Linked DNA regions of Mus musculus: region 2 is linked to region 1. Evidence: chromatin loops called from intact Hi-C (ENCODE). Cell type or tissue: heart. All regions are shown on one strand. Each heading gives the region's core, and the rest is flanking DNA. Links, peaks and the distances in the headings are about the cores only.

Region 1 (16,381 bases), core at 3,017-11,016:
TACAGCTTGTCACCAAGTAGACACACGCCCACCGCGTCTCTGCTAACGCTCATGGATGCCACTGCTGTCCACACGTCTGTTTTGGGGTCATATCTGAAAGAAAAGTTTACAACTCGAGCTGATATTGCTCCTGAAATGTTTTGTGTGCAAACATTTGTCCTGCAAGTCTAGCCTCAGTCTCACCTCTGATATAAATATGCTGAACACATTTTAGAGAAAAAGATCTGTATTTTCCTAAAAACCACCTAGCTTATGTTGTTATAGCTTCATTTAATAGATATAGCACACTAAAGAACTCAGCATCTATAAACTGTCAAGGCTTCAGTGTCCACACTGAAAATGTGGGCAAAGCTCTGTACAAGGTGACTTGAATTCTCAAATATGGTAGCTATCTACTTTCTCTTCCTCTTTTAAAACTACAACTGCTCAATGGTGTTGTTTAAAGGGTAGATAGTTTGTGCCAACATGCTAGATTGCTTTTGAGGGTGTGTGTGTGTGTGTGTGTGTGTGTGTGTGTGCGTGTGTGTGTGCGTGCGCGTGCGCGTGCGTGCGTGCGTGCGTGTGCGCGCACCTGTCTTTTCTTGGTGTAATTAATCACACTAAAGACTCCTGGATTTCCTTCCTGGATCCTAACTGGAGCAGAGCTGTAATTACCTTCTCCTCACTAAGATGAGATGCAGCTGTAGCTTAGCCGCCTCTGCAGCAGCACCATGTCTGCCTGCCCTTAGAGACTGCTGAGCATCATCAGAGCCTGGGTTAAGTCTGCCTGCCTTCTTGTCACTTAGTTCTCTAAGTAAAGCACTCCAACCTTAAACAGTTGGATCCATTCTCCCTCTCTGGGACTCACTGATTTCCTTTTCCTCTTTCAGATCTAAAACCCTCGCCACTGACCCGCCACTCTGTGCGACCTCCTCCCCCACACCCACCGGCTCCTCTCCAGAGCTCGCCCTGTCACGCTTGGTTCTCTGGCCACACAGTTGCCCTGTATGTCCCATGTGAACCATATTTTTTTTTCTGTTTTGGAGTGTTCACACATGATTATAGTGATGCTTCCTGTAAAATGCATTAAATTCTCTCTTGTCCTTAAACTAAATAAAAAAAAATGAAGACTTGACCTGCCAGCACAATCCTCACTGCTGTTAGGTCCTCTACTTGGCCTAAAAGCTGCATTTCTTACGACCAGTAAGTACGACTTGGTTAAGCCTTTAAGCCGTGTAGGAACTTGTCATTTTTCTTTATCATTTTCTATTATTTCATTGTATATCAAAATGGGCCAGCCATGGCCCTGTCCTTTGCTTCCAGCCCCAATGCCTTCTTTCTGAGATTCACCAAGCTCCTTTACATTTCCGGGAAGGCAGAATCCAGTACTAAACAGCAGAACACTAAATACTTGTCCAGTGCATGCATTCCAGGCTCCATCCCGAGGGAATATGTGAGATCCAGGAATCTCAGTGCACGGCTGGCAGTCCGGGAGAGAGCCAGCCAGAGAAGACAGCCCAGTGTTGGCAGGACTGTGTGGAGACCACACTGATGGACACTCACTAGTCTTATGACTTTGGCTGGAAGGGTGGGAAACTATTTTGTTTTGGTTTGCTCTTCGCTTTCCTCCACAGGAAATTACCTCTCCACACAGTCTGAGAGCCTGGAGGTCAAATTGGATGTGGGAGCGTCGTGTCCCCCAATGGCATACAGCAGCCCGTTCCAGGTTGTGACTCCTACTCCGCCTCTTCGTTTTGACATCTGGGCACACAGTGTCCATTTATTGGTATGAGGGTCAAAGCATTCTACTGACTTGAGGCAAGAGCTCCCATCGCGACCACCAACTGCATAGAGTCTGGAAAAAGGAACAAAAGAGGTGACAAAGAAGGCACAGTGCTGGGGTCAACAGGCTATTGCTGTGACAGTTCGCTGACTTTAAATGCCATTGGTGATGTAGCATGCTGATGGCACTAGGATAGAAGATGGAACGATACCTGCTATAGCTATCTAAAACAATTTCCACGTCTGTGTCGATCAGGCCTTTACAACAAACACTAACACAAAGGACTTAGCACGTGGGCCTGAGGAAATAAGAGCTTAGGCAGAAATTACTTTCTATTTTTCTTTTTTCTTTTTTTGTTTTTATGAGCCAGGGTCTTACTATGTAGCCTCTGAAAGAGTCTTAGAACCCATTATATAGACCAGCCTTGCTTCAAACTCAAGTGTTCTGCCTCTGCCTTTGAATTAAGAATCCGTGGCCACTCTACCCACCATTTCCCTTATATCACAATTCAACCTTCCTTCCTCCCTCTATCTGTAAGTGATAACATGAACACCATGAAACAAAGAAATTAATTAGAGCCATCAAGGGTTGGACAGAAAGGTGAAAAGGTCTGTATTTTGTCCTCATCCAATTGAGAACTGTGAGTGAGGACTCTATACAAATTCGAGCACTGACAGCAGACAAAGCATAAGTAAGCGGGTTTTCTTAAAGCCATGCTGCGGCCACCAGTCACCAAGATAAGAAAGAAGAGACACAAACGTAAAGGTGACTCCGTGAAAATGATGGAGAGGATCTTTAGGAAGGCACTGAGAGATCACAGCTCTGAGAGACCATAGCATGCATGCATGCATGTGCACACACACGTGCACACACACATGTGCACACACATACAGAGAGAGAGAGAGAGAGAGAGAGAGTGTGTGTGTCACAGTACTGAGAGATCACAGTACTGAGAGAGAGAGAGACCACAGCATTGAGAGATCAGAGCACAGAGAGAGAGAGGTGGGGGGGAGATATCACAGCCCTGAGAGTCTACAATACTTTAATTTTTAAATGCATGTATCAATGTTTTCATTTTTCATATATATGCATATACATACTTTGCATGGGTGTGGGCACATGGGTTTGTGGGTACGAATACATGTGTACATATGCACATGTGGAGCCTGGGCTGCTGTCACATATCACCCTCCATTGCCTCTACCTTATCCGGCACGGCAGGCGTCTCAATCAAACCCTGAGCTCCTGGATAAGGCTGGCTTTGCTAGGCGGCTTGCTCTGGCGATGCCCTGACTCTGTCTTTCCAGGCTGGAATGACAGGTGGGCTGCCATACCCATTAGATATTTGCATGGGTTTTCCAGACCTAACTGTGGTCCTCAGGTTTATTCAGCAAACGCTTTAACTGCAAACATCTCCCTGCCCACTGTAGTACTTTCAAAAGAGCATATAACTTGGAAGGTATTTAAACCACTGTTGCTGTTCAATTAATATTGGGTATTTATATTGGGTAGCATGTGTGGTTCCTTAGCTACGAGCAGTGAGGCTGTTATGGACAGAGGTTAAAGGAAAGGCTTTGTTAACTCATGCAAAGAACTCCTCCAGCAATAATAAATCTGGCTTATCGTGACTGAAATAGAACTTCAAATATCTTCTTACTTTCCACTTAGTACCGCCACGCCTACTGTGCTCCTGGGGGTGGACATAGTGGCAACAAAATTCCACTGGCGGGCCTGAGGGTCCCATCGCTCCACAGTATTCAGGTAGCTCCAGCCGTCGTGCCCTCCGACTGCATACATGGGGCCTTCTAGTACAGCCACGCCTAAAGTGGACCAGCGAGAGGGAGGGACTAGTCAGAATGGGAGTACAGTAAGTCTGAAACACGCAATCATAACCAATCAACAATGTAGGCGAAAGCCACTGCGCTCCCTCAGGGCTCTTCTGAGGCAGATGGGGCCGAACCAGCACTGTGATTCTTTTCCTGAACATTGGAGACAGTATTCTGAGGCACACAGTGGAACGTTTGTATGTGCCACCATTTCTAAGACCTTCAATCCCCAGACTTCCATTCTTTTCCTGTAGGACTCTGGAATCCTGGGTTTTACTGCAGCTAAGTTGGGTACCACAGCCTTGTATTTATGGGTATCATCATCAAGGAACAGAGTGAGCAAACATCTTAGTTTACGATAAGATTCTATTTAGTAGGCACTCCATAGAACATCAGATAAGGGCCACGCTTGCGTGGATCAATACTGTTTGTTTTACAGGACATCAGGTGTGTGCCAGCTTAAACAATAGAGCAACGGAAGCAAGGGCAGAGAGAGCCAGGGACCTGAATGACACCTCAGTAGAAGCATGAGTGCCATTATCGACCACGCACAGAGGAAGAGGAGGCCCAGCAATGGCCTGCTGGGGAACCCATGTTGCCTATGTGGCTGAGCAGGTAACTGACAGGGAGGGGCCAGAAGACAAGGGAGTCAGAAATAACATTCTCTCACCGTATCCCTCATCAGGACTTTAGATTTTATTCTGAGTGGGGTGGAGTCAGTCAAGGATTTCTTGGGGTTTTTGTTTGTTTGTTTGTTTGTTTTGAGACAGGTTCTCCCTATGTAAACTAGGCTGCTCTCAACCTTATAACCCTCCTTCCTCTGCTTCCAAGTGCTGGAACTACAGCTGTGTGTCACCACATCTGCTTAAGTAGAGGATTTAAAAAAAAAGATTTATTTATTTCAGACACACCAGAAGAAGGCATCAGATCCCATTACAGATGGCTGTGAGCCACCATGTGGTTGCTGGGATTTGAACTCAGGACCTCTGGAAGAGCAGTCAGCGTTCTTAACCACTGAGCCATCTCTCCAGTCCCCAAGCAGAGGATCTTAAGAAGAGGTCTGACATGATTGTGGCAAAAAGACCTCTGTAATTCAAACCCATCAATCTTGGCCAAGTTGGATAAAATAGCCACCACTCATATGTGACCCAAAATAGCATATTATTCACTTGTTATACACTGTGCCAACAGTACTGGCTATTGAACACACACACACACACACACACACACACACACGCAAAATATATTTACACAGATTTAAGTTTGTACATATTACAAGTTTTACAGAATATACCTAATTTTATATAGATAACTTATCATTCATCAAGGGCCTAGATGAAGGGCTCATTTAGTCCAACCTCTTGAATGGCAGACCTGAAAATACAGCTCAGCAGGGAAAACCACTCCTAAATGAGGCGCCCATGTAATTCCCATACGTGAAGAGATGAAAACTTCTTAATTAGTTCATCTTCTAAGTTCAGATTATACAATTTACCTATAAAAGCACATGGCAGCTAACATCCATTTGTAACTCTGGTTACTGGGTTTCTAACAGCCTGCACTGCATACCAATGGTGTCCATAATACATTCAGGTAAACACCCACATACATAAAACAGAGAATGAAAAGAAATGCCTGTCTCTCTCTCTCTCTCTCTCTCTCTCTCTCTCTCTCTCTCTCTCTCACACACACACACACACACACACACACACATTACCATAATTGTTTTTCATATAATATAGAAGTTAAAGTGCTAGTTTTAATGAGCCTTTAACTAGGCTATCTAAATTCAACTGCTAACACGGAGCATAAAGGTAAGAGCATGGCTTGTCACAGCGGCATGCTTTCCCGTGTATGAGCTCCATTTATGTAAGTGCTCGTGTTCTGGTTTCTGCCCCTCAGGGATGAGGGATGCTTGGGAACTGATGCTGACTGAGCCCACACACAGGCCTCCCGCCTGGTACAGAAGGGAACAACGTGTGGCATCCTGATACATGGCTTCCAAGCAGGCGAGCAGACGCACTTACCGAGCCCGTGCCTGTGTGTGGACATAGGTGGCATCACACTCCAGGTTTTTGTTTTGGGGTTGTAGCACTCTACGGTGTTCAGAGTCTTCAGTCCGTCTCGCCCTCCGACCACGTACAGTTTGTCATCTAAGACTGCGACGCCGAATTGGAGCCTCCTCCCATTCATGTTTGCCACAGGAGTCCACATATTTGTACGGAGGTCATACTTCTCAATGCTTGTTGCTCCTGAACAATAACACAGAAGTTAGGAGACTACAAGATCCACCCCGGCTATGTTACAGACACAGAAGTAGAATTTATCTTGTGTGTGTGTGTGTTGTGTGTGTGCGCGCGCGCGTGCATATGGTGGGCAGAGGTTGGTGTCTGGTGTATTCCTTTGTCGCTCTCCACTTTGTTTTTCCAGAGGGGTCTCCCTGAACCAGAACTCACTGTTCTGGCTAGGCTGGCTGGCGAGGGGCTCCAGCAATCCACCTGTCTGCCTCCCCAGCCCTGGGATCACACAAGTGTGCCAGCTGTGTATATGGTTTCTGGGGATTTGAACTCAGGTCCTCTTGCTTGCATGGAGAAGCACTTTAACAGTGGAGTCATCTCCCTAGCCCCAAAGTATAAAGGTTTCTTCGAGCATCGACAGCAATACTTTTATGCTATCTTATGAAGCCCCTGCAGTACGGCCCTCGCCTGTGCCATGACCTTTTCTCCCATCATTCTCCCTGGCATACTCCAGGCCCAGCATTAAAACATCCAGCAGGGGACGTTCTTTGTTCAAAGAGGCCAGGAAGACGCTCAGCAATTGGCGGAAGTGCAGGGAGGGAGCCACAGGGGATCATTCTGAGAAGGCTGGCCACAGTGCAGACAGGGTTCTTGGACAAGCTGAGGGAGGCTGTCTCCCTTTTGGGATCGGATTGTTGGGTTGTTTATAGAAGTCAATGGAAAGGTCTAGGGGAAGGAAACCGCTGACCCAGGAGATAAGGGAGACAATTATTATGTGAGGTTCTGGAAGAAAGAACAGTAACAACAAAACGGGCGGAGTGGGGCTGACACCACGCAAGGGAGGGGGCACGGCAAGGAGGAAGGACAAAGGTCGCCTGGGAACCATTCTGCCGGAAGTGAAGGGAGTTACTACCCATGGGGTTTACCATGGAAAATTCCAGAGCTCTTTTGCTCTCTTTCAAGATGTGGAACAGCAACAGCAGAGATTTAGGAAAAAGTGAAAGAAAGTATCTCACTTAAAAAAAAATCTAACTCGCACTTCCGTAGAGATCGAGTCTTTTTCTAAGCTGATAATTTACCAGCCTGTTCTAGCATTATAAAGGACTGCAGTCGCAGTGGACACTTACTCCTCAGGCTTGTAAAATCAGCATCAGAGCTACTACTGTTGAACCTAAAACCAGACCGTCCGGCTGGCTCCACACCCGGCGCTGTGTTTACTTACCCTACACAGGCTAAGGCTTTTGAGACTGACACCAACTCCCGTTCCATCTTGTATTCTCCCAGAACTACACAGAATCAATCCCTTCTAAACACTAGCTGGTTTAAAAATACTTTTTACTTTGCATAGCCTTTCTTTGTAATATATGGCAATAATGATATTTTATTCATTCAGATTATATACATGTGTGTAAAGTATCAAGATTGTATGGATTTGTTTGATTCTTCACTCCAACCATGACTTTAAAGTGTCCATAAAATAAAATAAAAAATCGCCTTCCATCAAACAAAAATCTTTTTCCATTGATGAATTTTCAAGCTTTTTTTGTTTTTTTTTTTTGTTTTTTGTAGACTTCTGTTATAAACTGGAAAGCCAAAATTTAAGAATCTAAACTAGTAATACAAATATGCATCTATAAGTTTGTGGGTGTGTGTGGAGAGACAGCACAGTGGTTAAGAGCGCCTAGCTTCAATTCCTAGCACCCACAGAATGACTGGGAGCATAGGGAGGGTGCAGGATCTACTGCCCTCTTCTGGCTCCCACAGGCACTGCATGCCTATGGTGCACATTAGACGGGGCTGGAACAGGGCTGAGAGCAGAACCAGGATGAGCTGAGACTGTGTGACTTCTGTCAGGGTTGCAGGCACCACTGCAGGAGGATGGGCAGAGGTCAGGTGTACAGAAAGGCCCCATAACAACTGACAGCCAATAGCACCATGCATGGTCTTCAACCTCTAGGAACAACTGTTCACAGAATCCAAGTTTGTAACTCAAATATTTGTGTTTAGCTTTCATTTCTATATATGTATGTATGTATTCATGAATCTTTTCTTAATTGTTTAAGAGTAAAAATCACAGAAATGATGACCCCGTGGCCCTAAATATTTCAGCAGATCTTCCTCAGAGAAAACGATTCTTTTTAAAAGTCATCTATGTGGAGTGAAGTGTTCTTACTGAGCTAGATCCCTAGCCTAAAGTAGCTAGTTACCTCTTCCTAATCTCATCTGTCTCTATCAGTTGGCACCATGAAAGAAACAGCTTTCCTTTCCATCTGTGTCTCTGTGAACTCACGGAGACTCTGATTTGACGTTAGCTTCTTTTACAGTAATTACTTACTATGATGCTCAAGTTACTTAAACTCAATGGAAACTCCCAACAAGATGTCTTCTCTACCTTTTGATCTGCCTCTTACCATGCCTTGAATATTTTCTGCCACTAAGGTGCTTTCTGGTCTCATCTTTTCCTGTCCTTGTCCCTCAACCAGTCACTTCTCCACCGGGCCTCTTGGTAGTGTTACTGGTTACCCTCTGTTCCTTTAGATCAACGATCTCCCAATACCCTTTGTTGAATCCATCCCTCCAACTGCAAATAACGTTCCAACAGTTGACTTGCGAGGCTTTGTCCGAGGACTCTGCAACATGGGTCGTCTCTCAGGTAATAAATGGTACTTCATTGCTTCCATGATGAGTTTCTGACATTCAATGTCATCCCGGAAAAGTGCATTGTTTTCCATGTCTGCCAGGAACTAGAAGAGAGCAGGGTATACAGACAATGAAGACATGTAAATATACTTTTTAGTTCACTACTGCATTTTGCTGGTCTGTTTATTTCTAGGATTTTACTTCATTTTTGAGACAGGGTCTTACTATGTGGCCCTGGTTGGTCCAGAATCCATGATGTACAGCAGGCTAGCCATGGCCCCCTGATTCTCCTGCTTCAGTATCTCACACAGTGAAATTGCAGGCAGCAATCACCACCATGGGCTCATGAGTGCCCCTGCCTCATGAGTGCAGGGATGAAAGACATTTATCACCCTCCCCTGCCCGGTTTCTGTTGTTTCTGATGTAGGAACTCATATTGGCTTTGAACTCTTATGTGTCCCAGGCTGACTCTGAACTTGGGCTCACAGGTGCTGAGGCTATAGGCAAGAGCTGCCCCAGATTATTGGTGTCTTTACTGCATGCTCTGAAATCTGATATTTTGGTCTCCCTCTCATCAAGTTTCACAGTTTTCTTGGCTATTTGAGGTCTAGTTTTCCATGTTGGTTTAAGACAGAGTCATCTAGTTATCTTTATTTTCTTGGCTTTCTGGTGTGAATGGTGCTAAGTTCTTTTATTAGTTATGGAGAATACACATTTTGTGATATTAGGTCTTTCTGTTCAAGGAGCCTTCTCACTTGTATCACTTTCTTTACTGTCTTTCCCTTCATTTTGTTAAATCTATTCTTATATATGTAATTATTTTTATTGCCATTTTATTTTTTCTGTTTTTTAAAAAAAACTTTCTCTCTCCTTCTTCCTTCTCTTCTCTTCTCTTCCTTCCTTCCTTTCTTTCTTTCTTTCTTTCTTTCTTTCTTTCTTTCTTTCTTTCTTTCTTTCTTATGTTTTGCTGGAGAAGAAAAACAAATCTCATGATGACTGGAGCTTGTATTAACCTGGCACTTTACCACACTCCTTAGCTCTAGCTGTTATGCATTCGCCCATCATCAAGTAGGGAGACTTTGACATCTCTTCTGAGTGGACATCAACTCTTTCAGTTTATGGCATTATATTGCCCAAACCTTCAATGTAGTGGTAAATAGCTGGATAAAGTAGAGCCCCTTTGCTTCTGGCTGGAGTTAGGTGGTATTGGTGCTTGTATTGCAGACAGTAGTTGCTACAGTGTGCACTGTGTGATCCATCTTTATTTAAGCTGCCTCCTTCTCTCCCTGCTTTAGTGTTCAAATTAAGAACTGCTACCAATTTTTCCTCAAATATTTTTCACATATCTATTGATAAGAGCATATAATTTTTTTCCTTTGTAGCTAGTGATGCAATGACTCCCTTGATGAGTACCTGGTAATTGTTCTTTTGTTGTTGTTCTTGGGAAAAATTTCCCTGTCCATGGTGTAGATCCTTTAAAGCACAGCACACGCCCATTACCGTATAAGCAGAGGATACACATCAGGCTTGATCCAGTTAGATGATGTTTAGTAAGTGCCTCAAATGGAAAGGTTTGGAGTCTTTCACCTGAGGCAGATCTCAGAGCCCCGATTCTGTTAACTGCCACACCCATGCCACTTCCTGTCCCGAACATTAATTTACTCATACAGATTCGTCTTGTCTGTGTATTTCATGTAAACAAAACCAACATGCCCTCCATGTCTTGCTTATTTTATTCAGCATATTCTCTAGGTTTGTCCATGGTGCAGCATGTTTCAGTCTTGCTTCTTTGCTGTTGAATTATTATTCAATTCTTGTGGTTGGCTCTGTTTTACTCTCCATCCAGCAACTGATGGATACTTCGTTTGCTTCCTGTGTGGAACAACTATAGGTGCTAAGAAAGTTGTGTGCACATCACACAACTGTGTGGACATATTTTGATTTCTCTTGGGTAGATAACTAGGTAAAATTACCCTTAACTTATAGGAAACCTCCGAACTGCATTTCCAAACATCTCTACCACACTTTCATTGCACTAGCACCCTGGGAGGTTTCTGTTCCCACACACCCTCACCAACCAAGCCCATTGTAGCCAGCTGGGTAAGTAGAAAGTGGGTTTTACTCTGCATTTCTTTAATAGCTAATAATTCTGGGAATATGTCCAGGCATTGATAACTGAAGAGAGCCAAAGTTTCCGATAAAGGTTACCATTTAAAAACAAAAACAAAAAGCTGTGGCATTTGGTAAGCATGCATCATAAGCCAAAGGCAAAGTCCTCCCAGTAAGACACAGTCTCGTGACTTGGGCCTCTTCTTTCCCCATGCTCACAAACAAACTTACCACAGAAGTCATTAGTGGGTATGCATTGAGCTGGCTTATTTAGATTAATGTTACTGTTTGTATTACTTTTGATACAATTACCCCAGTGCTTTCTAAATAAAAATAAATGTGAGATAAAATATAGGAAGTAATGTCTCAGGAGATCATATAGTAACTTCAATATGAAGTAAAACATATTTCTTAACAGGCTGGTAAGTTCTGTAGTTTATTAAAAATGAGATTAGTTATATTTAAGTAAAGAAGTGAGACTAGAAAAATTATAAAGCAATTAATTCAAGAACAACATTAATCAAGTATTAGTGTAGCAGGTTTGTTATTGTTCAGGAAATTATTATGATAGGCTAAACTATAAAATATTGATTCTAATATATCTTGCATTTATATGAATTCCAAATGTCTGCCATAAACAGTGGCAAATTATTAAAATAGAGGTATTTGCAGAGACAGACGTGTTGGCTGTGCAGACTCTTATCTTCATTCCTGCATTTGCTTCTCATGACTCAGGTCTCTAAAACTGTCCCCTCACACACACAGACTGGCTCATCCACACTGCAGAGAAAGTGTGTCTTCCCTGTAGCATCACTGACTCGAGTACTTCTTTCTTCTTGAATTTGAGTCAATTTTCAGTAGAACTCCACCCAAGAGTAAAATAAAATGGCCACAAACACTTCCTTTTTGATTACCCAGTGTCTTTGGAAAGTCACGTAAAATGATCAATCACTTAGGAGTCTGGGGATGGCTTCGCTGGTAAAATGCCTGCTACACACGTATGAACTTGAATTCAAACCTCCAGTTCCCCCACAAAAGCCAGGTACCAAGGCATGCATCGGTGACTTCAGCACTGGGTGGGCAGGACACAGGTGGCTGCTCGCTGGCCAGGTGGTCTAGTCATAATGATGAAGTTCTGATTCAATAAGAGATCCTCAGGAAAGGTAGAAAGTGGTCGAAAAAGGCAACTGATGTCGACCCCTGGTCTCTGCATGCACTCACACATTCATGCATGTGCATCTGCAGAGACATGTGCATACATACAAACAAATATACACGGCACATACATGTGTGTGCACACACACACACATAAGCAAAATCATTTTTAAAAAGATCATTTCGGGGTTGATGAGATGGCTGAGTGAGCAAGGTCCTTGCTGTGCAAGTCTGGTGAGCTGAGTTCCAACCCTGGAGCCTATGTAAAGGTAGGAGAGAACACACCTCGTGAAGCTGTCCTCTGACCTCCACGTGCACACTGTGCCATGTGCCCCTCCCCCACACACGACAGATCCACACATGAGTAGTAAATTAAAAAGTGTAAGAAGATCACTTGGGTAGCATGTCATAAATATACATATCACCCCTTCCATCACTTACAATGTCTGCTGTTGGTGGCACTATAATAAATGAATACTTGGAAGCTGAGTCCCTTCTAGCTAGGGCTCAAAGTGCTTTGTCTAATATGATAAAAATCTCATTTATATGGGGAAAACATGATTCCACAAGTGTAAATTCTCTAGGTTATACCTGGTCTCAGTTCTAAAAATAGTCATTAATTACCTGACAGGCATTTGACAATTTTAATAATTGTTATTTTTTTATATGTAAAACATACAGAAACTAACTTCAGAATTCTACTTGGTAATTAATTGTGTAATTCTGTTTTTCACTTTTATCATAAAAATCCAAATCCAAACCCCTAGAACTCAAAGGAACTCACCCCTAACTGGAAAATCTATAACACCCCTGGGAAATCTGTTACACCCCTCCCCCATGACTCAGGGAACACTGTGGAAGGGGGCCAGAGAGATTATAAAAGCCAGGGCTGAGGGGAGATTGCCACAAAATAGTGAGGTGCGGACAAGGCAGGGCCTTTGCACTCAAAAGCTAGCACAGCTGTGGCTGCCTGCACAAGACCTGCACAAGCTCAAGCGCCAGCCGGTCAGTACTCCAGCATGGACAGAGGGGCAGCCCAGGAGGCTCTCCCCTTAGCGGAGGGGCTTTAGGCAGGTGACAGCCACCGAGGGAGGCACAGTCAGTTTTCTACAGCTATGTGGAGCACAGTAGACACCCATGAAGCTCTTCTCTCTCTCTCTCTCTCTCTCTCTCTCTCTCTCTCTCTCTCTCTCTCTCTCTCTCTCTCTCTCTGTGTGTGTGTGCCTGAGTGGGGGTGGGGTGGGGTGTGAGCCCATGCCTGTGCCTATGTGTCCCTTGAGGAGAGGGAGGGAGTAGTCATCTAAATACATTGTATTCTATTCATATTGGAAGTTACCAAAGGTGGATGGGGGGGGGGGCAGCGGCAACAGAGTAAAAGTGTTACATAGTGCAACCTACTATTATCATTTTAAGAAAGGAAAACAGCTCAGAGCTCAGAGGCCAAGTAACTATTGACATTGTGCGGGGCACTGTAGCCAACTCAATCATATTTGCTCCTGCATTACTACTGCTCCCTTATCATGGACAGGGTCTTAAATCTGATGGGCCCTCAAGTCCGTGGTCTTTAGGGCCCATCTCACAGAGTTCTGAGATGAGGTCTAGTTATTATTTGTAATTCAAACCGTTCACAGGTGATGTCGATCCTACAATTCAAGAACCACTAGGCTAACCTACCAGAGTCCCCTCCTTGTCTGTCTTCTGTGTAGCACCTGATGACAATAACACTTCCTCCTCCTCAGACATGGGATGGAGTTGTAGTAAGTAACTCTCTCATCCTTTGGTAGGTTGCTAACGGCCACAGAACTTTACGTTTCCCACAGCCCATCCCTGGTACTTTTCCATTCTCCCTGGCCAGAATCATTCTTTTGCTTTGGGTTTCAACATGCTGGTAAGTTTTTCCATTTTTCCTCTTAATATCGTGAGGATTTAAGATTTAAGGTGCCAAGCAATTTTGGGAAAATGGTTCTCCATTCCCCTTCCCACACTACATGCTATCCCTCATACTGAATTCTTTGTCTCGAATGACTTCACCTTCTAACCACATTCCACACACAGGGTGACTCTGGGCCCTTCTAACCCAGTCATTCAGTTTCGTCAGTTTCTGGTCACTTCTCTCTGGCACTGCCTGAGTGTCTACTTCGCCTGGCTGAACACCTTTCTAATGGGTTTCTAGTGTTGACCCTGATTCTCCGCAGTGCACTTATAGTGTTCTCGCCAAACAGAGTTACATTATGCCATTCCTATGATAAACCCTTCCTCTACCCTCCTCGTTGCTTTTAGGATAAAGTGCAAACTCCTTGGCATGCTGAAAGGTTCTGGTTAACAATCTGGTTAAAGTCCTTCTCTAGCCTGATCGCCTAACTTTGCCCTCTTTATTTTTGAGCTCCAGTCGAGTAAGTGTTCTTTACCTTCCATAGTGTATGCTTCCCAGCAGTGTGCAATCTGGCCTCTTTCCTGGAACCCACCCTCCTCCCCCAGCCACCTCTGATGGCTAGTACAAGATGCAGATCACATGACATGTAAGGAGGGCCACTCTGGTTCTCTGCCAGTTGTTGTTGTTTTGATCTTTGGGTCCCTGGTTGTTTTCACATCTTGCTCCCTCTCCTAGCATGACCTCTGCTTAGCACTTTGTAACCTCACCTTGTTTGTATTGTTTCCCCTTAACCTATACTCTGTAGCTTTATACACAGTGTGTTTAAGGGACAGACGAGTCTGTGGAAAGGGCACAGAGCTGCACTTGGGTCCAAGTCCTAGCTCTGGCTCTCAGGAGCTCCATGTTAGTCAGCAGTAAAGGCAGGCAGAGCCACACTTGAGGGAGGACAGGGAAGCGAGCAGCTATCTGGTGGCTCTGAACATCTGCTTGTACTTGTATTGGCCCGATGCTTCGCTTGTACCCCAGGTGTTGGCCAAAATGACCTCCTGCCTTTCAAGTTTAAGGACTCAGGGAAGTGTCCTATCCCCAAGTTCACAGGAGCAGGAGTTTTAAAGGTTGGTGGGAAGCTTGCCACATCACAGTGCCCTTCAGACCGCAGAACTGAAATCATGTTTCCGTGCTATGTGGTTATATTTCAGGCTCTTTCCAACACCTAATAAGATTTTTCATATTTTACTTTCTTTCATCTAGAAAAGAATAAGCGAGAATATCTACTAGGAAGCAAGGAAATTTAAGTGCCCTCTTTAAATATGATTTCAAGAGAATTACTTTATTATGTTATTTTCCCCGACTTGCCATCCATTCATGCAGGTCCATTGTAAAGAGGGAGGCCTTGGCCTGAAGCCTTGGCAGTGACTCCTCTCTCTGCTAGATAGAGTGCAAACAGCAACGTCTACTCATGCTGGACAGCGATGATGCATTATCTGCAGAATTAATACAACAAGGCAACATTTGTGGCGCTTTAAATAATTGGAAAAAGAAAAAGAAAAAGAAAAGGAGGTCAGGCCTGAATCAGCAAGCGCTCTCACCTACTCTGCTTTCAAGGCCTCTTTCTCTATTCAGTGCCCGAGACAGGCAGAAGGAAAAAAAAAAAAAAACCTGCCGGGAAAGTCTCTCGATTCCAGTGAAAACTGTACAAAGGAGAAACTGTGCCCGCAAGTGAGGACGGACAACTCCGGATGCACTGTGAGGGGCGTCTCCACTCTGAAACCCTGGCCTTATATTTATAGCACGTTCTGTTTCCCAGAGTGCATTTCTCTCATCATAATCCCGACAGTCTGAAAAGAGGTCGTCTCTGCTTCTTGGCCGGGGAGACCAAGGCGTTCAAGTGTTGGAACAGCTAGCACCAAACCTAGTAGCTAGCGGGACCTTAACCGACGCGTGACAAGGAGCTGATCTAAACTTTCCGGCTCTTAGGACCAAGTTCTCTCTAATTAGTACAATAGGTATATGGTAGAGTCCAAGGAAATTGCTAACTCAAAATCAAGATTGTTACTTAATCAATGCGATTTAGATAGCTTGACCCTGTGAACTACAAACAGAGGCAGCATTTGTTAGTTTACTATCTCCTAAACTATACATTCCACAGGAATGCATGTGTAACTTACTCTGACCGACTACTCAAAGGAACACGCCTGCAGACAGGTGCCTATCAATTACCTGTGGCGCAAGGAGAGGTAGCCTAATGTAAGCCAAAAGTCTACTGAGATCCTTCCGCCTCTGCTCCAGGTCGTGCCGGACCCAGGTGAGAAGCGCGTTCAGTATGGTCTCCTCGTTCGGGATGTTCATGTCATCGCTGGCCAAGAGCTTGGCGATCTCATTGGCTGGGAGTAACACAAACTCCTGGTTCCTGATTACTTCCATGAAATGTTCCTAGAGGGGACAAGTGGCAAATGAATGATATTGTTCCTTTTCATCACCAATATTTTATGAAAAAAAGCTCAATTTTTTTTATACTAAGTGTCTAGAATAATTTGTACTTTAGATACAATTTTATATTTTAGCACCATTAGGAAAGAAAACCAAGAAAAACCCTAACCTGTATCACTTTTTAAACATGTGTGAGTGGAACAGTGTCAGATGACGACACTGTGAGCAGAAACAGTGTCAGATGACAACACTGTGAAGTGGGAACAGTGTCAGATGATGACACTGTGAAGTGGGAACAGTGTCAGAGGACAACACTGTGAAGAGTTCCTGTGACATTTACTTCGGGCTT
Region 2 (16,381 bases), core at 5,254-13,253, 83 kb after region 1:
TGAAGTCATTCTGGGATGCATTTGCATCTCTCAGAGTGGGCAGGTAGAGGTCTGACTCCAGGAATATTAATGGAGGTAGTTAAATTCACAAAGTCCTGGTTATGGAGGTGGGAATACAGCCCGCCCAATGCCTAAAGCTGTTGGGGAGGAGGATTTATTTTTAAAAATTATACCAAGAAAGGCTGTGTCCTCTACTTATTCCTTTTCCAATAGAATTATTTAAAATTGAGGTTTAAAAACCACATAAAACAACCAGATAGTCAAATATAGAGGGTATTCTATCCATTCTGGAAAGCTGGGCTGGCCACTTAATTGAATAAGACTGCAATGTTGACAGCAAAATTGTCTCCCTCTCCTTTCTAGGTCATGTCATAGCAATATAAATTCAGGATGTCGAAAATCTCGCAAGATCAAAGTGCCAGTGAGCGAGATGGAGAGGTGGCAGGAAACACAGGCTTCATGTGTTTTAGTAATATTGAGAGAATCCTGAGAGCATTCTGTCAGTATGTGCACGGCCCTCCACCTCCTTTGATTATTGCTACTAAACAAAATAATTTTTAAAAGATTTATGTATTTATTTTATGTATATGAGTAAACTGTAGCTGTCTTCAGACACACCTGAAGAGGGTATCAGATCCCATTACAGATGGTTTTGAGCCACCAGGTGGTTACTGGGAATTGAACTCAGGACTTCTAGAAGAGCAGTCAGTGCTCTGTTACAGTTATGAACCCTTTACAATTTTTACTATAAAATATTTATAACATCATAAGATTTATTTGAATAAAATTCTGTTTCCCCCAAGGAAAACTTTTATTAACAATTCAATTTTGAAATTTCTTCACCATTAGAAATTACATGTGAGTTATTTGAGAAATACTTTTAAATACAGAGGGCTAGGACATGAGTGTTTAAATTATTAAATGACAGTACAAATCACTAGTAATCAGATGCTTATGGAATTACTACTAAAATATAAACTCCATTAATTAAAACTGTTTTTAATATTAGTCACTAGTTTGGCTTCCTTTTAAGCCTGAACCAAGGTTTTGAACTAAAGGTAACTACTTTAAAAGTGGAGCACAGTTATCTGTGGCACTTAGAGATCCTAAACTACATGGTAGAGAGGAGGTGAAGAAACCACAGAGAGGTAGGATTGGCCATGTCAGTTATTTCGTATCAAAAAAAAAAGCTGACGCTATCTGAGTCACTAGAAGACGTGTTACCTAGTCCTTAATAGATCACACTGCTAGATGATTATCCTCAATTACGCAATGAGCTCAAATTTGTTCATATTAATTAGATCACAGGTAAGCCCTAGCCTAGGCAAGGGAGGCATTTAAATTTTATTCATTTTTATTTTGTGTGCGTTGGGGTTTAATCTGCATGTCTGTCTATAAGGGTGGAAGATCCCCTGGAACTGAAATTACAGACAATTGCAAGGTGCTGTGTGGGTTTTGATCAGCCTGACCCCTGTGCATTTAATTTTTTTTTCTTTAAATCTGGAACACAGGATCACATTTAAAAATTTGAAGGCCAGAAGAGGATGTTGGGTGCCCTGGAAGGGGAATTAGAGATGGTTGCGAGCCACCATGTAGATGCTGTGGGCCCTTCAGAAGAGTGGCCAGTGCTCTTAACAGCTGAGCCATCTCTCCTGACCAAAGGGCCTGCGTTTTAGACAGTTCATTGTAGTAAGGTAGAAACCCATGATAGGAAGGAACCGCTCACCCATGACTGGGAACAAAACAGTCAAGTCTCTTAGTGGTGGATTTGGTTTAACTCTTGTATTATTTTAACTGGGTTCCCAAAATTGCACGAGATTCCTCACAGGTAAGACACCAAGGGTCCCCAGCTCTAGTTGGCTTTGATTGGTAAATAAAGTTGTCAGAGGTCAATGACTGGGCAGGGAGACAGAGGAGGTACTTTAGGATTTTGGGGCTAGGGGACTGGGAGAGGAAGGAGGATTTAGAATCACCAGGCCAAGAAAGATCCAGGCTTGAGAGCTGCAGAAGAGAGAACACACCAATCATGTAAGACCGGGGAAGAGCGGCCCCAGGGGTCCCTGATTGGGTCTACAGTAGCAAAGATGGAATATAGATTTTAGTAAGTAATAACTCGGGAGTATTGGAGGGGAGGCGTTAGCAAGGTGGAAGTTTGAGAGTGGCCCAGTCATTGAGCTGTTTAGGGCATATTAAAATAGAAGGCTGTGTTTATGTGTCTTCCATTCAGGAACTCAGAACACTGGGGCAGGTAGGGAGGAACTTATGCCATGCCACACAGTGATTTGAGTAGAGAATAATCGCCTATGGCAACATCTCTTTGTCTACTTGCTCTCACTCTTTCCGGCAAGTCCATTCCTTCATTAGAGCCTACTCTTTTGGGAATTCCAGCAAATACTGAAGATCCACTGAGACGCCATCCTTGTAGACTGAACAACTGCTGGATTCTTAGACTCCCCATCAGTAAACAGACACTGTTGGTCTAGCTGGACTGCAGCCTATAAGCTACTCTAATAATCATACATATCCATATATGTACACATACATATACACACATGTATACAAATTATATATGTGTGTGTGTGAATTATATATTATATATTATATATATATATATTTCACTTATTCTATCAGTTTGTCTTTCTAGAGACCGCTGACTCTACAGAGGGAGCTTTGACAGAGCAATAGAGCTGGGAGAGTAGAAAGCAGAGACAGAGGAGAAAGTACTGTGACTATAGAGATGGTGGTATGCATAAGCCAAGGTACACAGGCAGCTACCAGGAGAAGAAGACTCTTCTAGATTCCCTAACGCTTAGACACTTCAGGATTTCTAACTACTGACATTAACACTGAACTTCTGGCCACCCACTCTTCTTCCGAATGACCAAGGTTGTGGTACTCCTTTCTAGCAGACTTAGGAAACAGACACAGAAATGCTGTCCAGGTTTTGGTATCTTTTCTTCAGATCCATGCAATTGACTTTTTGAACATAGATCGATTCAGACAAACCTAAGATTTATCTGTTAATTTTTCCCCAGCGGCTGGAGAGATTGGCCGGTGGTCAAGCATACTTACTGTTCTTGTAGAGGACCCAAGTTCAGTTCCCAGTGCCCATGTCAGGGTGCTCTAACTCCAGTTCCAAGGGTTCCCACGCATTCTTCTGACCTCCACAGATGCACACGTGACATATATCACACACACACATGCACACATATACATGCAGGTGCATGCACACATGCATGCGCGCGCGCGCACACACACACACACACACACACACACACACACACACACACATCCTTTGAAAATTTCCAGAAGCAGGGATGGCTACTGTCTCTAATCACTTCTCTACATGGGTATTTGTTCTCTGAAAACTAACACGGAATGTTGACAAGTTTAAAAAAAAGAAATGCTTAAAAGGAGTAGATACTAACTCATGTGAAAACAAAGCCTTGTCAAGGACTAGCCATCCTCTGCCGAGGAACTACGAAGAGCTTACTCTGTGTTTATTCAAATGTCAAAAACTCAGGAATCCGCAGCTAGCTAACGAGTTTTGTTTTGTTTCTCTGCAGAAAGAACCCGTGAGCTCTCCTGTCTGGAAGTGTGTTTCCTGCCTAATTTCACCTCTCCGCTTTCTTCTTTCAATTTTTCTTCTGTGGCTTTTCTGCAACCGGCAGAGGAAATACAGACTATTATGGGAATCTCTCCAAATCACTCCAGTTTCCAAAGCTTCGCTGAGATTTGCCGAGGCATCACAAGTAGATTGCCGATGTGTTCCTTGTGTTTGGTTTGTGAATCCAAAGGAGATGTGGATTTCACTTCTCAGGAACAAACATCAAAAGGTAAACACAAAGGAATAGACTGACATTTACCAAGACTAAATTAAGTTGTTCTTGGGGGTGGGGGAAAGCAACCATTCCAGGGCTGGAGAGCTAGCTCAGTGGGTAAAGTGCTTTTTGCCTTACAGTGTAAAGAACTGAGTTCTAACTCTAGAACCCACATAAACACTGGGTGCTGTGGCTGGAGGGATGGCTCAGCATCTCTTTCAGAGGACCAGCATCCACGTGGAGCAGCTCACACCTAGCTGTTACTCCAGGGCTGGGGAATCCGACACACTCTTCTGGCCTCTGGGGGCACTGGACTGGTGTGTACATGCATGCACATAGATGCACAATAAATACCAAATAAATATTAAAGAAAAGAAAAAGCTGGCATACCGGAGAGCCTGCTTGTAATCCCAGAGGTGCCAAGTGGGAAGCAGAGACAGGCAGGTCTCTGGAAGCTCACTGGACATATGGCATATGCTACTGGGTGGAGCTCTAGGCCAATGACTGACCCTGTCTCAAACAGAAGTCAAACGGCACCTGAGGAAAGACACCCAAGGTTGTCTCCTGACCTTCAAATGCCTGTGCTTGACAGAGTACACTGCACCCTGGCCCCCAAGCATTCTGGTTTAACCTCTGGTGACACTGGGGACACAGTGGTGTGGCTTCTAATGAGTGCTTTCACAGGGCTTTGTAAACTTGATGAGTTTTAGTTTAACCTATTGAAAACAAAATTCATAAAATCTATCCGGATGCCAGTGTAATTCACATGTATTTGCTAGCTAAAAGGTCAGCTGTGTGTTCTCTCCAGAGAGTGATTGTTTAGAATAAAATTAAAAACAAACAAACAACACTTCTAAGTAAATGCTTAGCAGTCACCCACCGGGTATGAGCTGTCTTCTGTCTCTCCAGTGGGCCTCTTGTGAACCAGGCAGTTCATTCACAAATTGTGGAATATGCTGGTAGCCTCAAGCCTCAATATCATCATCATCACCATCACCACCACCATCTTCGTCACCACCACCATCACCACCACCATCACAGTCATCCTTTATTTAGCAGAGGTGCTCCTGTATCACTAGTCACTGAACTTTTTTTTTTTTTTTCATTCTTTGAGAATAAGGTCAAGATTCCTTGGCATTGCTTTGGACATAATTGTTATTCCTGTAGTTTTATAACCATCTTTAGATTTTTGCCCCGAATCTACAGAAAACGAGTTGGGGCAGTGCCTCTGTGATAATGGAAGGCTAGGAAGCATTTTAAAAGCAGGTGGTTGGCAGCCATCACTGCTCTGTCGCCTCAGACATACGTGAACAGGGCTTTGAAATGTGGTCGTCATCCTGGCCGTGTAACAAATCACCACACCAACAGTGGCTTGAAACACAACAATCCCCTGGTAACTAAAGATTTATTTAGTTCTAGTGTGTGTGTGTGTGTGTGTGTGTGTGTGTGTGTGTGTGTGTGTGTGTGTTTGCTTGTATCTGTGCACCATGTGTCTGCAGTGGCCACAGAGGCCAGAAGAGGGCATTGGGTCCCCTGGGACTGGAGTTGCAGAGGGAACTACATGTGAGCTGCCATGTAGGTGCTGGGAATTGAACAGGGTGCTCTGGAAAAGCAGTGCGGCCTCTTAACTGCTGAGTCATCTCTTAACTGCTGAGTCATCTCTCCAGACCCTGTTTTCTTTAGGCATTTGCCAGTCAGCAGACATTCAGGTGGTTTCCCTATTTCAGTTATTGTGAACTGTGGGGATACGTCTTTGAGAGTCTGATTTCGGCACTTTTGGATGCCAGAAGGTGAGATTGTTGGAGTAAGTGAGATTAGACCGCTCAGTCTTTGAGGAACTTGTTAACTATTTCCCAAGCTGACTGGGCGGTAGTGTCTATCCCACTATCAGAACAAGGACCCACATTACCCCCACTCTCAACAGCATTCTTTATTCATCTTCTCCACATGGGGCACCCTGACAGGAGTCAGTTCGATTCTGATCATGGCGCAAACTTGCATTTTTATGATGACAAGTGATGTTGAACATGTTTGCCTACGCCCATTGGATGTTTGCATCCACCCACAGGACATGGATCTTTTAACAGATGTAAGAATCTGTTCAGGTTCTGTGCGGGATTGTTTGTTCTGAGACACGGTTTTCTTATGCTACCCATGATGGCCTCCAACTCCTAGTATCCAGCAATCCTCCTGCCTCAGCCTCTGGAGTAGCTGAGACAGCAGGCATTACCATCATACCTGATATTTGCCCATTTTAAAATCAGGTTGTCTGTTTTTCTCCGTACTCCTCCTTCCTCGATGGGAATTCCTTACATGTCCTGGATATGCCCGTTTATCAGCTATACCCTGTGAATCTTTCCTCCCATCCCATAGGCTGGCTCTTCCCTCTCTGGATGGTGTCTTTTGTTTGTTTGTTTTTTTTTTTCGAGACAGGGTTTCTCTGTGTAGCCCTGGCTGTCCTGGAACTCACTCTGTAGACCAGGCTGGCCTCGAACTCAGAAATCCGCCTGCCCCTGCCTCCTGAGTGCTGGGATTAAAGGCGTGCACCAACACGCCCTGTGGATGGTGTCTTTTACGTTGTCTTTCCACTTTCATTCAAGTCCCAAGAATCTTGCAGCAAGTTAGCCATAAAGTGGGCCTTTTCACGGTGACTCAAGAATCTGGTCTTTGTATCCCAAAGGACCAAGTGGAACTACTTCACCTTTTCCTGCTTGGTGATACAATGCCATTTTTTTTTTCTTTCTTCTGCACTTGACTATCTTAAAATTAGGTCTGGAGTCTTGAGAAAATGACCACAATATTCAAAGTATTTCAGCAAGGCAAAAAGGTTTGCTTTTACAGAAGGGGGTGTAGCCAGCCTTAATCAAACAAGCAAGTATGCCCTCCAGGAATCTCACTGGGTTTTTATTACTAACTCCAAGGTGTTCTGCGCCTCACTGGGAGTGGCCAGGGTGCTTAGCCTTGCATCCTGCTGCTGGCTAACTTAAAGCAATGCAGCTGAGAACTGCTGATAACTGAGACGGGGATGCAACTTTGAGGTCATACTTTGATCTTAGAAAACTGCTGACTGGGGAGGAATTTTGTTTTTTCCCTGAGACCGTAGCTTTACAAAGTTCTTTAAAAACAGAGAGCCAACTATGTCTCCTTTAAATCTTTAATAGAAAAGTTTCATTTACATGCCCACAAGGAGAAACCAGTCTAACTCTCCAGTACTCTATGGGGAGGGAGCTAAATCCCCCTATTTGTGGGAAATCAGTAAAATTTTGGGATAACATGTGGTGTAGACTGAAATGTATCCTCTCAAATTTTAATATGTTGAAGTATTAACCTTCTTCAACACTGAGGCTGTGACATCTGGAATAAGATTGTGGTACATATAATTTTCTTAAGATGAGATCACTGTCCTGGAACCTAGCTCAGTAGGACTGATGTCCTTTTAAAAAGGAGACCTTTGGGCTAGGGAGGTACTCCTTTTTAAAGTGCTCCCCAGCCAAGAAAAAGGACACAAGTTAGATCCCCAGAACCAGAATGAAAAGCTGTGTGTGTAACATACACTTATAGTCCCTGTAATGGGGAAGTGGAAGGATTCTCGGGACTTGATGATCAGCCAGTTTAGCCAACCAGCAAGCTCCAGATTCCTGCAAAATAACAAAGGTTCATGTCTGCCCCCTACAGGTGTACATGTAGGCACACACATTAGCTTACACACTATGTATACACACTATGCCAATATGTCGACATGGAAAAACACACACATGGAAATACCATGTGAGGATGAAGGAAGTGACTAAGGTGGTGTTTCTGTAAGCCAAGGAAAGCAACAATTTTAAAGTTACAAATGTGATAATTATGTCCATAGCTTCTTTTTCTATTTTAAGAGATTTGGGTCTTTGGTTGGTTGCTTGTGATCGTTTGTGTTGTTGTTGTTTTGGTTTGGTTTGGTTTTTGAGGCAAGGCCTTGCACTGTAACCCTGGGTGGTCTGGTACTGTCCTCCATCAGCATCCCGAGGGTTAGGGACATCATAACTATGTCCAGTGATACTTAGCTCTGAATTATGTTTTCTTATTAGATATCACCACTCTGCAAATAACCGGTTCTCAACCTCGCTGTAGGTCTTGTCATGAGGGGATCAATGGAAGTGACGGCAAGTGATTTGTCCTCACCCTGTCAGTATTTTAACATCACCGCCGCTCTTATAGCTGACCCTGTGAAGGAAGACAACACTACCTGCACTCCCGAAACCCGTCCTGGAAAAGCCTCAGCTGTCGATGAAGATCTGGCCAGGAAAAAGTCTCTCAACCACACTTGTAGATTTATGAAAAGTACGAACAATTGTGCTCACATTTTCTTGCGCCTAGAAACGGATGTAAAACGTAAGTTTGAAAGGAGGTTAGAGGGAATGGGAGAACTTTGGTATCTATACAAAAACATTAAGAAAGAGCTGTGACATTAACCAAATGTCACCGGAAGTTGAGTTGCTGAAGAATTTTGTTGCTGAAACAATGCAACCTGAAAGGGTATTAACCTTTCTATGTATTTAGTTTTCCTATCAAAATGTATTTTTATGGGACTCAACCATAATCGGAGATAGAGGTGGTATGTCTGGGTTGTGAGAGACATGACTTGGGACACTAGAAAGGGACACTAGAAAGATTCTGTCCTAGGAGAGCTGTAGTATGTCTGGTATCTGTGCTTGATGAACAGCCGACAAACCTCAGAATTCAAAGGTGGGAGGTTTTTTTTTTTTTTTTTTAAAGGTAAGTATCCAGAGAGGATTAAAGTTGGCTTTTAGCCAGTTCAACCCATCCTCTCTCAGAGCTGACACAGCCCAGGTGAGGAGAGTTTTCTGATGTGATGTTGTGTGGATTAGGCACCTGGGGGGGGGGGTGTCACCGGTTGCTTCTGAGGGGTAAGAAGGTCGGATGTATGTAAAGTCTGTTCAAGGCTGATTAAGTCCCTAACACCCTGTTCTGAGCCCCACAGTTAATACTTTTTGCTAAGCACTGTGCCCCACCTCACCATAAAGTCTATTATTAGAAAGCACCTTATGGTACATCCCTTCAGCGAGCGCCCTCTGGATGTCAAGCCCTGTGCTGGGACGGGAGCCCAGAGACAGAGGACCAGAAAACTAGAGAATGCAATCACCTGTAAACCGTGCCTCCTGGAGCTGCTAGTGCCATGGGGGACTCTTCCCTAGACATTTTGGTGCTCCAAGAATATGGGCGTTTTCCCATTACTTTAGAATGCTTTTCTAAAGCTTAGCCATATTAAAGGTAATTATTTTTTAAAATTATGTTTTCAGCAAACATAGATATAGAAGGTGCAGCCTCCCCAAATGTTCCTTCACACGAGTCTCTGGGGATATTTTCTATCCAAACTGCATGTACCAGCCTTTACCTGGCAGATCAGGATTTGATCCTTCATCTCTCTGGCCACCCATCCAGGTCAGCGGGGTCCTCTGTCTGCACCAGCGTTCACACTGTTGCCCCACCTCCAGGGCGCCGGCTGGGCCTTTGTTAATTTGAGGGCATATTTGGGGGGGCTACGACCAAGATGATTAATGGCACACAGCTCTGACTCTAGTGCCACTGCCCTGTGGCACTCTTGATGTACAATAAGAACATTGGTATTGGCATCACCTGGAAGTGAAATTAAATGCTAGGGGTTTGAATTGAATGGATCCCTGGGAGCCACTTGGCCAATTTCCTCATTTAGTAGCTTTATTTCATATAGTGGAAAGACATTCAGGGGAGCAAGGGACCCTGTTCCAGTTAAGGCTGCAAACGCCTTCACCATTAAAGGCATGTGCCACAATATTGCCTCTTATCTGAGGTACTATCTCATTGTGTAGAGTGTGTGTGTGTGTGCATGCGCACACACATGTCTGCCATAGCACACGAGTAGAGGTCAAAAGACAGAAACCAGTGGTTGGTTCTGTCCGTGCTTCCTGTAAGCTATAGGGATGATAGAACTGTGTGTTGTTGAGTACTTAAGCCTGCTAACTAGCTAACTAGTCCTTTATTGGTTTATAGTGTTTAATATATATATATTTTTAATTTTTATAGCTGTCACTTGTTCCATGAAGATCACTTGGTACATTTTAGTGCTATTAGTTTTTATGCTAAGCATCATCTTTATTATCCACAAAATACTTGAAGACCACAGGAAAGTGCGGAGATGGCAGAGTAAGTACTAAGAAATAAACGCGTTGCAAGGACTGTCTCTGTGAGGGCATTCCTTTGCCCAGGAAAACACATACAAATACCTGTTTGCCCCCTGATTTTCTTTTTAGTTCAGATGGCCACTTATTGTGTACCTACTATGTGTAAATGCTGGTTCTAGACACTCTAAGAAAGTATCAGTCTTCGAGTCAGCTAGCAAGCAGCAGCCTGCTGTGCTTCCTGGCTGTGAAGGGAGTTCCCAGGTGGAGGGAGCAGCATGCAGAATAAGAGTGATCAGGACTGCCCTGACTTCCCTCAGTGCTAGACTGTTACCAGGAAGTGTAAGACAAATAAGTCCCTACCCCAAGTTGCCTCCGGTTTTGGTATTTGTCATAGCCCCAGAATGAAACCAGAACAATATGTAAACAGTACTATGATTTTCGTTTTGTGCATGAAAAGGGGAAAAAAATGACCAAACTCAGAAAAGTTCATGGTTTCGTCCAAAGCTGCACAATTAACAAAATTACAGTATAAAGACTTGGTATTTTATAGGCATTGAAATCTTTATTTTAAATAAGTGTATGTTATTTGAAAATAATTTTCATAGTTCTATGTTTCTTGAACTCTTTTTCTATGTGAATACAATTAAGAAAGAAAGATACAAGGTAGAAAAATGCCTAGAAAGACATGGGTAGTGGGACATTACCCATTACGGTACCCATTACATTACCCAGTACATTAAATTCTTTCAAATACCTATCCAGATGACAAATTTGATGGCTTTCAAAGGTTTTTCTTACAAGTCTAAGCATATAAAGTCATGGAAAAAAAATCACAATACTCATGCCATTACACATTAATCTGAAATGTTTCCTAGATACTCTACATATCATATCAACGTAGATAAAAGTAGTATTTTATAAATAAGGGTTGATACTTTTCATGAGCAGACGGGCCATAATGATATTTATGGTAGTGGAGAAACCATCACTTTAGAAAGAGTCTGTGGGTTTTTGTTGTCGTTATTGTTTTGTGGTTTGTTTGTTTGTTTGTTTGAGACAGGGACTCAGTACGTAGCTCTGGCTGGCCTGGAACTCACAGAGATATATCTGCCTCTTCCTCCCGGGGCTGTGCTAAGGTTAAAGACTTGCAACCAACAGGCCCTCGTGTTTGTTAATGAGAGAGGACTTAATGGTAAAAGTCCTTCAGTGTCTTGTTGCTCCAGACCCCTTTTGGAACTCCTTGATAACCCTTTAAACCAGAACCAAGAAGACAGCAAGAATGTGATTTTGTAAGGGAGGGGCACTGGGGTCTTACTATGTAGTCCAGGCTGACTTCAATCAGTATCCTCCTGCCTCAGCCTCCCAAGTGCTGGGATTAGAGGCATGGACCACCACAGCTAATGTGCTTGTTTGTCATCTAAATGTTTAATTTCTTTTCTTGGAACAGGTCATAAGTACAAATCTACATCTGGTCTCTTAAGAGGAGGTGGCTCTGTGAAGCTGAGCACTTTGAGCATGAGGGTTATTCCAGGTGAGTCTGCGGCAGCCTACGGCTAGGACAGGAGATTCCCAAAGCTGCTGTATCAGTTCAGAGCAAGCTCAAGATCGGAGTTCATTTTCAGTAGCCTTGGGACTGGAATAAAGGAACTGTGGGCAAATAGAATCCAGCTTAGTATTTCTCATTATCAGGGGACAGTCATGATCAAAGCCACCTCCCTAAATAATGGAAAGTTTGCCTAATTGGCAAGAAGAAACTCCTGTGAGTAGGCAGGGGAGAGAAAGCCATAGGGAACACGCCTGGGGTTTATTTTTAAATGAGACAAGATACCATTATTTCTCAGAATTGCATGAAGTAATTGTAGAGTGGGCAGAGCCTCTGCCGGAGCCTTCACTTCACGGGGTGTCTTTGTATAAAGAGAACTCCTAATAGCCTCAATTAAAAAGCCCCCTGTCCTCTCCGGAGAAACCGGGAGGGACTAAGGGGATCCTAATTAGAGCAGCTAAGAAGGCCGTGGGCACAGATGCTCTGGCTCCAGTCTCATCTCTTTCTGACTGTGTGGCCTCCTGAATTCCTGCTGTCAAGTCACATTATAAAGAGAGACTATGATATGGACAGGGGGATGTCCTTTTCCTTCACAGAAAAGAAATGATTTTTAAAAAACTGGAAATCCAATCTAGGGCCTGGAGCATATTAGGCAAGCACTCTACACAGCTGAGGCTGTGTCCATCCCCTCTTTCTAAATTTTGAGACAAGATCCCATTAAATTGCTAATTTATAGCTGAGATGGTCCTCATACCTGTGATCCTCCTGCCTCAGCCTCCTGAGTACCTGGGCTTAAAGGTTTGTTACACGGTCTGGCTTTTGTTTAGTTTCCATTTTAATCTCTTCCAGTCTCTCTTTCTCCCTCTCCCCCTCCCCCTCCTCTGTGTGTGTGTGTGTGTGTGTGTGTGTGTGTGTGTGTGTGGAGAGAGAGAGAGAGAGAGAGAGAGAGAGAGAGAGAGAGAGAGAGAGAGAAGGACTTACTACATAGCCCAGGCTGGCCCTCAAGAATTATAGTTCTCCTGCCTCAGGCCCCCGAGTAGTAGGATTATGCTTATATGCCTGTCAAGAAGGAATATTTTGAACTCTTTAAAAAGTCACAGAATTGAGTGATGTTTACTGATATTCTTTGTCTCCAGTGGGTGGACAGCTCCTTTGCACTTGTGAGAAGATACAAAAGGAGGCTTCAGGTCTGCTGTGTAAACTCTTTTTTTAAAAAAAACGACAGGAAACTGGACAACGCCCTGTCTTCTACTGCAGGGCAACAGCAGCCACCTAGAGACCCAGCCAGCCTTTCCCGGGGGGATCATGTGCCTAACGCTTTTGTTAGCTACTGAAACAAGCAGTCACCCAGACCCTTAGTCTGGGAAAAATTAGACTGTGTGCGCCTAAAGACCTAATTTTAAATAATCCAGACTTCCTAGTTGGTATTAGCAAGTTATTAAGCCATGTATGGTTACTTAGCATTAGTTAAACAATATTTAGTGTCGGCTACATATGGATCAAGTTAATAGAAATTTTGTGTGGTTCATGAAAATTTTGTTTAATTAATAACATATTTAAAAAACAACCCATAGTATGGTTTTAAGGAGAAAAACCGATTCCTAAAGGGAGGTAATGATGATTTGTCCGTCTGTCTATCTGTCGGTTCGCTTATCTAGTATACCTGCTCTACCCCAGGAATGGTTTAACCCAACTCTGCCGAGTTTTGTAGTTACCTAAGGAAGCTTGGCCATTTCTGTTTCCTGGCCATAATTTTGAGCACAGCAGTCTTGTCTGAGAACAAGTCAGTTGTTCCCTTGTCACCTCATATAATTGGAGAAGTCACAAATTTTAAGTCCCGGCTAGCCACAAGATGAGCCTCACAAGTTATATTTATGAGCCCGTGGCTTTCCTGCATCCAAAAAAGCCTGTCTCAGGTCTGCCTTCCCTCAATGGTTCTCAATAAAAGGCCCCTGGCTTTACTACCAGGCATATCGTTTTAATGTTCGGTGCAGAGCCAGGGTGATGACCTTTTAAAAAAGACCAGCAATCCTTTTAAGGCTTAACATCTTCAAAAGGAGAGAGGTGGATTCCTTTTTATTTATATTCCTTTAACCTAACCGCACCACCTCACCGCTACCACCATTCTAAGTTGCTCTTTCTGAGAGAAATGGAAAGAAAATCACGTCTCCCCTGAGCGCTGTTTTTAAGGCTGCTCTTTGTAATGATGGATTACAGGCAGCAGGGAGAGGTAAGGGAGAAAAGCCTGCCGGTCTGAATCTCTGGTAATGCGGCAGCATGAGGTAAAGAAAGGGAATGGAAAAAGCAAATGCCTGTGCGCCGCATTCAACAGTCAGGTGTGGGTGCCAGCCACGCACTCCAGAGTGACTCTGTGGCTCATGAACGACAATACTAGTATTGTCACACGGGCGCCCACTGCGTAGGGAGACTCATCCATCCTCAAAATGTCCACCCTCCAAAAAAAGAAACAAGGAGAGCTCACCGGATCCTTCCTGAGCCTGATACATGTTAGAGCCGCGTGGAGGAAGTGGGCCCTGATATTCTCCTCCATGCCCGAGAAACAGGGCGGATCATGTTGTCTTCTTGGTATTAATTTTCTTACTTTCTTATTCACTCAGTTATCATCGTCACCTGAGTGATGACTTCCTTTTACCCATCCTTGTGTTCCTCATGGTAGCATAGCTTTTGGTAGGCCAGCACAGCCCTAGGGAGAGAGAGGCATAGGAAAGCGGAGGTGAGCAAGACAGGAATCCTGCCTGGTGTAATAGCCCACACCTTTAACCTCAGCACTCGGGAGGCAGAGACGAGCTGATCGCAGTGAGTCTGAGGCCAGACTGGTCTACATAGTGAGTTCCAGGAAAGTCGGGGCTACATAGTAAGATCCAGTCTCAATAAATAAATAAATAAATAAATAAATAAATAAATAAATAAATAAAATAAAATATAAACTTTAAAATTAAAATCTTATTCTTAAGAATGGGAAAGGTGAAAACGAACATGCAGAGTAGCAAGGACTCTGAATCACTGCGCCATCTCTCCAGCCACTGCCTTCCGTGTTCTTGAGATGAACGGGAGACATCCACTTGCGTGCTGGGCAGCCTTTGTGGAATCCTGCATCAGGTCTCTGATATCAGTGTTTCCACTCGCTCCAGCTGTTGAGCGGGAGAAGGTGTCATTCCAATATCTTGCCCAATGGTGAAACCGTCCCAACCCAAAGCTCTCCGTCTTTAACTCTCTGTACTGAACACTGCAGCACTACCTGCCAAGGATCCCAGCAAACACGGGTGCCTCAGGCACGGCGCCTCCTGCACAGGGCCCCAGCAGGTACAGAGAATCTGCTCCGGGTTGTCTTAGGATAAGGGAAACCCTTGTTGAATCAAGTCCTGGTCTCTGTGCTGTTCTTTGACACACATCAACTTACTTAATTACTTTAATTTTTCTGCTAGCGAGAAAATGGAATCTAAGAGAGTTTAAGTAACTGGTTTACTGGTCAAAGCCGCTGAAGGCACACAAAGCGAAGACAATGGGATTTTGTGATACTTGGTTGAAGTTACTGATTTATAGGTAGTTTCTAGAGTCAGGGTTCATTCAATCAATTCTGCCCAAACAGTGTAGTCTGAAGACAGTTTTCAACGGGAACGAGGACCTGGGGATCAGGCTGGCTCATATCAAAACTCTTCTTGCTTTTTACATCTAACCCTGGAAATGGAGATGAAACCTGCTCCCTCTAAAAAGCTGTAGCAGCTTCTGCGACCCAATGAGTTCTCAGAAGAGACAGGTTAGCACTGGTTGAGAGCATTTTCTTTCCTGCAGTTAACGTGGGCGGGTCCTAAGGTAATGCAGAGAAGAGAAAATTGACTTTTATTGTGAAAGAGGCTTAGCGAATGTCAAAAGTAGGCGGATGGCCCAATTCATAGTATCCCCAAATAAAACTAATGGCAATGTAAAGTTATAGCTGCCAGCATGTTTATGACCAGGCTAATAAAGACTATGCAGGTTTCAATTTCCCGCAGAAGAGAAGATAAATGACTGGTGCCAGATGTTTTGCAACTAAGCAAGATAACATGAAATCCTAATTTTTACTTGCTTAACTATTACCCATAATATTGATGACTCTTAAAATGCAGGTTGGGTTCATAAAACAGGGAAGGTTATAGCTATCTGCTTGGTTATAGACTAGCTGAAAATGCAAAGGATGGCTCTTTCTTGGCAGGAAGGAATTCATAAGTGTGAAGAGTCCACAGCTGGAATAGAATGATTTATTCTAGGCATTCACTGAATGTCTTTATGTGACAGCTATTTATACTAGCTCTGAAAGAAAGGGATGGCAAAAATATGCTTCGAACATGTCCTCCATCTTTGCTCAGATGGTCCCTGCCTAAACCCTTTGCCTCCATTGCTACCCACTGTGTGCATCCCCTTTCTCTCTAACCCTGACTTTGTCTTATGATCTGGGCTTAACCAACACTTTCCAAGACAAATTAAGTCAGTCGATTGTTTGCAAGTAGGAGGACCTGAATTCAAGAATAGCCAGAGACAGGTAGATCTCGGGCTCACTGGTCAGGGAGCCTAGCTTACTTGGGTGAGCCCCAAGGCCAGTGAGAGACCCCATTTCAAAACAGCAGCACAAGGAGGACAGGACCTGAGAAGAAATGGCACCTCTGGTTTCTACATGTGTACATACATGTTCACTTGTGCATGCACATCCATGCACCTACACACATACACAAGCACTCACCCCAAACTCATTTCATGTAGAATATGAACATATTTACATGTACCATATATGTGTGTGTGTGTGTGTGTGTGTGTGTGTGTGTGTGTATGTATGTATGTATGCATGTATGTAGGTA

What was found. Hi-C counts contacts between places; a loop is a spot of excess contacts. Peaks named below come from ENCODE experiments on the same cell type or tissue, not always from the same donor. Only the 100,000 strongest peaks of a DNase experiment are listed, where the experiment ranks them.
Region 2: it touches region 1 in a loop (2.2-fold over the local background); 1 of 42 quality-filtered maps calls a loop at or near these places.

Annotation. Positions count from the first base shown.
Region 1 is chr5:65,148,243-65,164,623 of GRCm38, reverse strand. Klhl5 (kelch-like 5) reads right to left here. Exons shown (of 11, transcript NM_175174.4): 5 at 15,823-16,035; 6 at 8,383-8,569; 7 at 5,616-5,840; 8 at 3,420-3,582; 9 at 1,622-1,834; 10 at 1-93. Among named protein-coding and RNA genes, the nearest start is that of Klhl5, 25 kb to the right of the region's middle. In heart, for the core only: CTCF peaks have their summits at 6,357 and 7,577 (motif pointing left); DNase peaks (open chromatin) are centred at 6,543, 7,013 and 7,593; H3K27ac peaks cover 1,129 bases.
Region 2 is chr5:65,067,377-65,083,757 of GRCm38, reverse strand. It overlaps Tmem156 (transmembrane protein 156), which reads left to right. Exons shown (of 6, transcript NM_001370814.1): 2 at 3,567-3,836; 3 at 7,935-8,195; 4 at 9,888-10,007; 5 at 11,433-11,516. Among named protein-coding and RNA genes, the nearest start is that of Tmem156, 16 kb to the left of the region's middle. In heart, for the core only: CTCF peaks have their summits at 7,502 (motif pointing left) and 8,904; no DNase peak of the experiment used is centred there; H3K27me3 peaks cover 240 bases.